Linked DNA regions of Homo sapiens: region 1 is linked to region 2. Evidence: read pairs that join two places in POLR2A ChIA-PET (ENCODE). Cell type or tissue: A673. All regions are shown on one strand. Each heading gives the region's core, and the rest is flanking DNA. Links, peaks and the distances in the headings are about the cores only.

Evidence for each region. ChIA-PET counts read pairs that join two places held together with the same protein. Peaks named below come from ENCODE experiments on the same cell type or tissue, not always from the same donor. Only the 100,000 strongest peaks of a DNase experiment are listed, where the experiment ranks them.
Region 1: POLR2A ChIA-PET joins it to region 2 with 5 read pairs; 3 of 35 experiments call an interaction of 5 or more read pairs at or near these places.

Annotation. Positions count from the first base shown.
Region 1 is chr17:1,912,486-1,916,873 of GRCh38, reverse strand. No RefSeq gene overlaps it. Among named protein-coding and RNA genes, the nearest start is that of RPA1, 85 kb to the right of the region's middle. In A673, for the core only: no CTCF peak of the experiment used is centred there; no DNase peak of the experiment used is centred there.
Region 2 is chr17:1,821,198-1,825,585 of GRCh38, reverse strand. The region is part of intron 2 of SMYD4 (SET and MYND domain containing 4); the gene reads left to right. Among named protein-coding and RNA genes, the nearest start is that of SMYD4, 6.5 kb to the left of the region's middle. RefSeq lists an enhancer at 1,502-1,641. In A673, for the core only: no CTCF peak of the experiment used is centred there; a DNase peak (open chromatin) is centred at 1,965; H3K27ac peaks cover 2,505 bases.

The DNA of each region.
Region 1 (4,388 bases), core at 265-4,264, 91 kb before region 2:
GGACCTGGAGTGTGTCAGCTTCTCCTCTTTCCCTCTTGGATGCTTCAGCCCCCAAACAAGCTTGGTAAAGGATTAAGGTCACTCTCTCCAGCTCCATAAGCTCATACATTTTTCAAGCAAAGAAATATACAGAGGAGACAAAGCCCTCATATGCTGGAATTACACCCCGAAAAATAGGTTACCTGACAATGACTTGTTTCTAAGTGGAGCAGACGTTTCTAGCGGCGGAAGCATTGGCTGGGTTGCCGGAGCCGCCACCTTTTCCTCCCAACTTACTGCCTCTTAACCTCGCCCAGTCCCCGGGTTTAGAGCCGGGATAATAATTCTCCCCACCTCCATCCTCCCTGAGCTGGTGGAAGGTGTAATGAATCAACATCTGAAGCACTCTGAAGAGGCCGAGTTCGGGGCGCTGAGTACACAGCATCACCAGCCACCTCTCAAATCTACATCGAGCTGATTTATTTACCTCCCAAGAAAGAGACAACAATCATCATATTTACACTTCACGCTCAGCTTTGTGCATTTCCCCACATCACCCCTCCCTCTGCCATTGCTAAGGACTCCATTACAGATGCTGCTTTTCCACGGAAGAGACGTCCCCTCTCCCAGCATCTCTCTCTTGTCCTGAGGGTCACAGCCTTCTTCCCCAAATCACAGTCTGTTGCCACAACAGTGGCAAAACGTGCCGCCCCACGGTACACAGGAGGCCACAGCCTCTCCCCAGGAGGCTGAGGAAATGGATTCCATAGCAAAAGAGGAAGTCAAATGCTGCCAATAATTAAGAAGCGAAGCAGAGGTGCATGAAAGGTAAATGGAAGTCATTTAAATGTTGCATCATTTAAAGAGTGCCCTAGCGCCCGGGTCCCTCATTACCACGCAGGGCCGCAGACTGGTAGCAATTAGGCTGGCACAGGTAGGACCACCCCACTGAGAAGTGGGGGGATCGCGGCACACCTGCCAGTGATTGCTGCTGGGGGCAGCATTTGACTTCCCTTCTTTCTGGTTTTTGACAGCCCCCTCATTTTCAGCAGCGTTCCATCCTTGGTGCTCTCACACAGTAAATAATACTGCAAGAAAAAAAGAAGAAGAAAGAAAGAATGAGATGAAAAGGTTTAAAAGGTTCTGCTAGGCCGGGCGCAGTGGCTCACACCTGTAATCCCAGCACTCTGGGAGGCCATGGCGGGTGGATCACAAGGTCAGGAGTTCGAGACCAGCCTGGCCAATATGGTGAAACCCCGTCTCTACTAAAAATACAAAACTAGCTGGGCATGGTGGTGCGCACAGGTAATCCCAGCTACTTGGGAGGCTGAGACAGAAGAATTGCTTGAACTCAGGAGGTGGAGATTGCAGTGAGCTGAGATTGTGCTGCTGCATTCAAGCCTGGGCAACAAAGCAAGACTCTGTCTCAAAAAAAAAAAAAAAAAAAAGGTTCTTCTTGGTTCCGAGAATTAGAAAGGCTGCTGCTCCTTGGACATCGAGCCTGGCTGGGAGAATCTCGATGGATGTTCTGGAGCGACAGGGTCCCATACAAGAGCATCTTAGGTACCACCTGCCAGGCAACAGGATAGATGGACCCTCGCTCCTCAGAGCAAAGGCCAGGGGCTGACTCCCCCACACCGACGGTAAAGGGGCTATCAGCAGAGGCCTCCTAAAAATGTCTCTATTTCCATACTAATCCTGGGTTGCACTGAGAAGAGACGCTTCTGTCTAAAAAGCAGGGCAGGCCCATCGAAGCTCAAAGAACCACACCCAGGGGTTCTGCTGTTCTCCTAGGAGAAAGCAGGGGGCTGGGGACGGAGGCAGCAGTGGATGGGATGGAACTGCCCAGCATGCCACCTGCACGGCCCGCCTCTAGACCCCCTGCAGGCTGATCTTCAGCTCCTGGAAGACAATGCCGGCTCCAAAGGGATGTCACTGCTGGGCCTTCCAGCTTCTCTCCCCAGTGCTCTCCAGATCAAAACCCCCAAACTCGTTAACTAGAAAGTTTGCTGAGGGAACAATACATGCTGAGGTGCAGGATGTGGTGCCAACTCTCTCATTAAAGTGGCCTTTCCCCACGAGAACTCACTGCTGATGACAATGGGTACTTGGCCGCTGCCATTTCAGAGTCAGAGGCTGACGGGAGGAGAGGAAACAGCTGGGTCCAGGTCAAAACAGATCAAATTTATGGCTGGTGGAATGTGGCTGAAAGCTATTTACTGCATGCTTGGTGCCACTATTTTCTTTCTTTCTTTTTTTTTTTTTTTGAGACGGAGTCTCGCTCTGTCCCCCAGGCTGCAGTGCAGTGCTGCGATCTCGGCTCACTGCAAGCTCCGCCTCCCGGGTTCACGCCATTCTCCTGCCTCAGCCTCCCGAGTAGCTGGGACTACAGGCGCCCACCACCACGCCTGGCTAATTTTTTGTATTTTTAGTAGAGATGGGGTTTCACAGTTTTAGCCAGGATGGTCTCGATCTCCTGACCTTGTGATCCGCCCGCCTCGGTCTCCCAAAGTGCTGGGATTACAGGCATGAGCCACTGCGCCCAGCCGGTGCCACTATTTTCAAAAGGTGATTTTTGAAAAGGTTGTTCTTCCAGTTGCTGATGTGCCTTTTGTGTGTGTCTGTGTGTGTGTGTGTGTGTGTGTGTGTGTGTGTGTGTGTGATGGGAGCCTGTGCCCAGGGCCCCGTGCTCCTCGGAGCTGGATCAGATGCCGATAAGTGATAAGAACCCCAGTCACTAAGGGTGCAGCCATACCTGACGCAGAAGAAGGCACTGGGGGGTGAAGGAAGGCGAGCTGGGCCGTGAGGATTCGAACCCGACAGCCCCGGAGTGAGGGATCCCAGTTACGAATGAATACAATGGAAACCTGAGTGAACCCACGGCTTCTCCACTGACCCAGCCGAAAGGACACAGGGTAATTCAAGATGACAGACACAATAGGCTGCCTGTGTTCCCGGGGCTGCCGAAACAGACGACCGCAAACTGGGTGGCTGGAAACAAGAGAAACTCATTCTCTCCAGCTCTGGAGGCCAGAAGTCTCAAATCAAGGTGTTGGCCAGTTCGTTCCTTCTGGAGGCTCTCGGGGAGAATCTGTTCCATGCCTTTCTTTTTTTCTTGTCTTTTTTTTTTTTTGAGATAGGGTCTCACTCTGTCACCCAGGCTAGTGTGCCGTGGCATAATCATGGCTCTGGAGGCTCTGCCTCCTGGGGCTCAAGCCATCCTCCCTCCCCAGCCTCCCTCCTGAGTAGCTGGGACTACAGGCATGTGACACCACGGCTACATTTTTTTTTTTTTTCAGAGCTGGGGTCTCGCCGTGTTGTCCAGGCTGTGTTCTGTGCCTTTCTCTTGGCCTCTGGTGGCTGCACACAGTCTTTGTTGTTCCTGGGTTTGTAGGAATACCCCTCCAGCCTCTCTGCCTGTCTTCACGTCCCCTTCTCTGAGCGTCCTGTCTCCTTCTTCTGTTGTCCTAGAAGGATGCTTGTCATTGGATTTAGGGCCCACCCTAGCCAGGATGACCTCGTCCTGCAGTCCTTAACATAAACACATCGACAAGGACCCTTTTTCCCATCAAGGTTTCATTCACTGTTTCCAGGTGGACGTATCTTGTGGGTAGCCACCGTTCAACCTACTGTGATAGCCACAGTGACCCAGAGAACTGCTCCCAGGACAAAGCCTTCTCTCTCAGCCCCCACTGGATCCTGTGCTGTGAATGGGAACTTCCCGGCCACCCCTTGGGTTACCATAATTTTGGTTTTTTGTTTGTTTGTTTTATTTTCTTGAGACAGAGTCTCGCTCTGTTGCCCAGGCTGGAGTGCAATGGTGTGATCTCGGCTCACCGTAACCTCCGCCTCCCGGGTTCAAGCAATTCTCCTGCGTCAGCCTCCCGAGTAGCTGGGATTACAGGCGCCCACCACCACGCCCACCTAATTTTTGTATTTTTAGTAGAGACGGGGTTTCGCCATGCTGGCCAGGCTGGTCTCGAACTCCTGACCTCAAGTGATCCGCCCGCCTCAGCCTCCCAACGTGCTGCGATTACAGGCGTGAGCCACTGTGCCTAGCCGAGTAACTGTAATTTTGGATCCATAACAAAGCCACAGGGGCATTGGACCTTTCCCAAAGACAGGCCACACCTGCCTAAACCATGTCCCTGTCTCAGAGGGTCACTCAGCCCTGAGTCCCTTCTCGTTGAGGCGGTTTCTAAAGTGGGAGACCACAGCAGAGCATCTTGCCCACAAGGCACCCTCAGGGAGGAACGGAGCCAAAAGGGAAGTCTGAGCCAAGCACGGGAACCAGGGATGCTCCTCCTCACGTGTCCTCACCGGAAGCTCGCAGTCGCCAGGGCCAAGCACAGGGCTCTGCTCCTACAGGGGGCTTTGCAGACGTTTACCAGCCTTTTTTTACCAGCTCA
Region 2 (4,388 bases), core at 231-4,230:
GAGCCATGATTGTGCCACTGCACTCCAGCCTGGGTGACAGAACAAGACTATTTCTCAAAAAAAAAAAAAAAAAAGAAAGAAAATGACAGATATGGCTGTATAAAAATGAAGCCAGACAACATGACATGTGCCTGTAATTCCAACTACTTGGGAGTTGATAAAAATGTTCATTGTTTTCTGCTAACATTTTTTTACCTTTAGCTCTCTAATCCTTCTGCACTTTTTCCTCCATCTTTATTGAGGTATAACTGACAAAATATACGTTTAAGGGGTACAACATTATGTTATGATGTATGTATACATCTCCAATTGATTTTGTGTACTATGTGAAGGAATATTCTCACTTTTTTTCCAGGTGGACAATTTTTCTGTAGCATTTAATGCATGACGCATCCTTTCCCCAGTGCTTGCAAATGCCTCAGTTATTAAAATTAAATTCCTACTCATGTTACTCCATTCTCACGTTGCTATCAAGAAATACCCAAGACTGGGTAATTTATAAAGAAAAGAGGTTTAATTGACTCACACATGGCTGGGAAGGCCTCAGGAAACTTACCATCATGGTGGAAGACGAAGGAAAAAAAGGCACAGCCCTCACAGGGTGGCAGGAAGGAGAAGTGCTGAGCAAAGGGGGAAAGCCCCTTATAAAATCATCAGATTTCACCGGGCGCGGTGGCTCACGCCTGTAATCGCAGCGCTTTGGGAGACTGGGGCAGGAGGATCACTTGAAGTCAGGAGTTCAGGACCAGCCCAGCCAACATGGTGAAACCCCATCTCTACTAAAAATGCAAAAAAAAAATTAGCCAGGCATTGCGGCATGTGCCTGTAACCGCACCTACTCAGGAGGCTGAGACAGGAGAATTGCTTGAACCTGGGAGACGGAGGGTGCAGTGCGCTGAGATTGTGCCACTGCTCTCCAGCCTGGGCAACAGAGCAAGACTCCATCTCAAAAAATAAAAATATAAATATAAATAAAATAATCAGATTTCGTGAGAACTCACTCACTATCACGAGAACAGCATGGGGAAACCACTCCCACGATTCTGTTACCTCCCATCAGGTCCCTCCGACAACACAGGCTTCTGGGAAATAACAGTTCAAGATGAGATTTGGGTGGGGACACAGCCACGCCATATCACTACTTATCCACAAATTTGTTTCTAGGCTCTAGATCTGTGCCGGAACAAAAGGGTTTTAATTACTGTGACTTTATAGTGTATTTTATTAGTATTATTTTTCTTTTGAGACTGAGCCTCCCTCTGTCGCCCAGGCTGGAGTGCAGTGGCGCAATCTCAGCTCACTGCAACTTGTGCCTCGTGGGTTCAAGCGATTCTCCTGTCTCAGCCTCCCAAGTAGCTAGGGTTACAGGCACACGCCATCATGCCCGGCTAATGTTTGTATTTTTAGTAGAGACGGGGTTTTACCATGTTGGCCAGGCTGGTCTCAAACTCCTGACCTCAGGTGACCCATCCACCTTGGCCTCCCAAAGTCCTGGAATTACAGGCGTGAGCCACCCCACCTGGCCTATAGTGTCATTTTAGAAACTCTAGAACTCTTCAGTTTCAAGTAACAGAAACCCCCTTCAAAGTATGAAACTTTTAGCTATGAAACTAGGCTATCTGAAGGGAGATCTATTTTCAGGCTAGGTTGTATTCAGGGGCTCAAAGGATGTCATCAGAATGTGTATTTCTTCATGTGTCAGACAGATTCTCTCCATCTAGTGGGTGCTATAACCATTCACAGCCCTGGGCACACCCTGATAGTGTAATAACACCCCAGGGGAAGAGGCTGTCTTTCTGAAGTTTCAGCAGAAAACTTCTGGGTGGGGCTCAGGTCAACTGAATTTTGATCACATGCACATCCCTTCAACCAGAGGTATGAGACTCCTCTGATTGGCCAGGCCTGTGTCATGTGCCCAACCCTGCTGTGAAATGGGGTCTACCCTTCTTCAGCCTCAAAAAATGGATTCCCCACTGAGATTTACCGGAAGTAGAGAGAAAGGGTACTTGAAAGCAGGGGAGTCTCAGTACCCAGGCGGCTCCCAGGAAGTGGCCCAGAGGCCAGCTTCCTGCTCGCACACACATAGTCATTGTTCGTATTCCAGAATATCTTGGGTATTTTGTGTGCATTTCCCCCATGTGAACTTTAGAATTGGCTTGTCAAGTTCTTTTTTTTTTTTTTTTTTTTTTTTTGAGACGGAGTCTCGCTCTGTCACCCAAGCTAGAGTGCAGTGGCGTGATCTCGGCTCACTGCAAGCTCTGCCTCCTGGGTTCATGCCATTCTCCTGCCTCAGCCTCTCGAGTAGCTGGGACTACAGGCGCCTGCCACCACGCCCAGCTAATTTTATTTTATTATCTTTTTTTTTTTTTTTGTATTTTTAGTAGAGATGGAGTTTCACCACGTTAGCCAGGATGGTCTTGATCTCCTGACCTCATGATCCACCCGCCTCAGCCTCCCAAAGTGCTGGGATTACAGGCGTGAGCCACCGTGCCCGGCCAGCTTCTCAAGTTCTATAAAAAATGTTGTTGGGCTTTTGATTGGGAATGTGTTGGATTTATAGATTCACTTAAGGAGACCTGACATCTTTACAATATTAAATTTCCTAATCCAAATAAAGGGTATGTCCATTTCTTTAAGGCTTCTTCTATGTCCTTAAGTAAAGTTTTATAGTTTTCTTTATATAGGTCTTACACATTTCATGTTCGATTTATTCTTCTTGTAAGGTTTTTGTTGTTATTGTGAATAAGGCTTTTCCCCCCAATTACATTCTCTAATTGGTGATTGGTGGTGTAAATAAAAGGTAAGAGTTTTTAAATCATCTGACCGGGTGCAGTGGCTCACACCTGTAATCCCAGCATGTTGGGAGCCCAAGGCGGGTGGATCACCTGAGGTCAGGAGTTCAAGACCAGCCTGGGCAACGTGGTGAATGAAACCCTGTCTCTACTAAAAATACAAAAAATTAACTGGCCATGGTGGCGGGCACCTGTAATCCCAGCTGATACCATGGTGGGTTATGGTAGCCTCAGAATGAATTGGAGAGCTTCCCGCCTTTTTCTGTGCTCTGAAATAGCTTATATAATGTAGGAATTATGTGCTTCTTAAAGGCTAGTAGAAAAATTCTGTAAAACTATGTAGACCAGATGCCTTAGTGAAAATATTTTCCTTCCTTAGTTTAATTTTTTATCAGAATAATATGCATACATACTTTAAGAAATCAAATAGTGCTTCAAAACTTATCAGGAAAAACAGCAACTCCCTGTCCACTCTTCCCCATTCCTGATTCTTATTCCCCAGAGACAGCTACTTTAAATTAACTGTTTCTTCTGGCATTTAATTTTTTTTTTAACAGGTTGAGTCAGAGTCTCACTCTGTTACCCAGGCTGGAGTGCAGTGGCGCGATCTCTGTTCACTGCAACCTCTGCCTCCCAGGTTCAAGTGATTATCTTGCCTCAGTCTCCCGAGTAGCTGGGATTACAGGCATGCACTACTATATATGCCTAAAATATATAATTTTTATATTTTTAGTAGAGACAGGGTTTCACCATGTTGGCCAGGCTAGTCTCAAACTCCTGACCTCAAGGGATCCACCCGCCTCAGCCTCCCAAAGTGCTGGGGTTACAGGCATGAGCCATCACACCAGACCTTTTTTTTTTTTGAGACAGAATCTCACTCTGCCACCCAGGCTGGAGTGCAATGGCACGATCTGGGCTCACTGCAACCTCTGCCTCCCAGGTTCAAGCGATTCTCATGCCTCAGCCACCCAAGTAGCTAGGATTACAGGTGTGTGCCATCACACCCAGCTAATTTTTGTATATTTAGTAGAGATGGGGTTTCACCATGTTGGCCAGGCTGGTCTCAAACTCCCAACCTCAGGTGATCTGCCCACCTTGGTCTCCCAAAGTGCTGGGATTACAGGTGTGAGCCACTGTGCCCAGCCTTCTGACACGTAATTTATTATTTCTAAACATTGCAAATACTGCTCTTTCTTGAGTTTGTATAATTTTAGATGTAATTTTGCTCTCTTCTTCCCAACTCACAGGTATATACTTTGTTTTTTGTTTTTGTTTTTTTGAGACAGAGTTTCGCTCTTGTCACCCAGCCTGGAGTGCAATAGTGCCGTCTTGGCTCACAGCAGCCTCCGCCTCCTGGGTTGAAGCGATTCTCCTGCCTCCACCTCCCGAGTAGCTGGGATTACAGGCATGCACCACCGCGCCCAGCTAATTTTGTATTTTTAGTAGAGACGGGACTTCTCCATATTGGTCAGGCTGGTCTCAAACTCCTAACCTCATGTGATCCACCCTCCTCGGCCTCCCAAAGTGCTGGGATGACAGGCGTGAACCCCCTTGCCCGGCCTATACTTTGTTTTTCCCTCATTCCCTCATGATAAC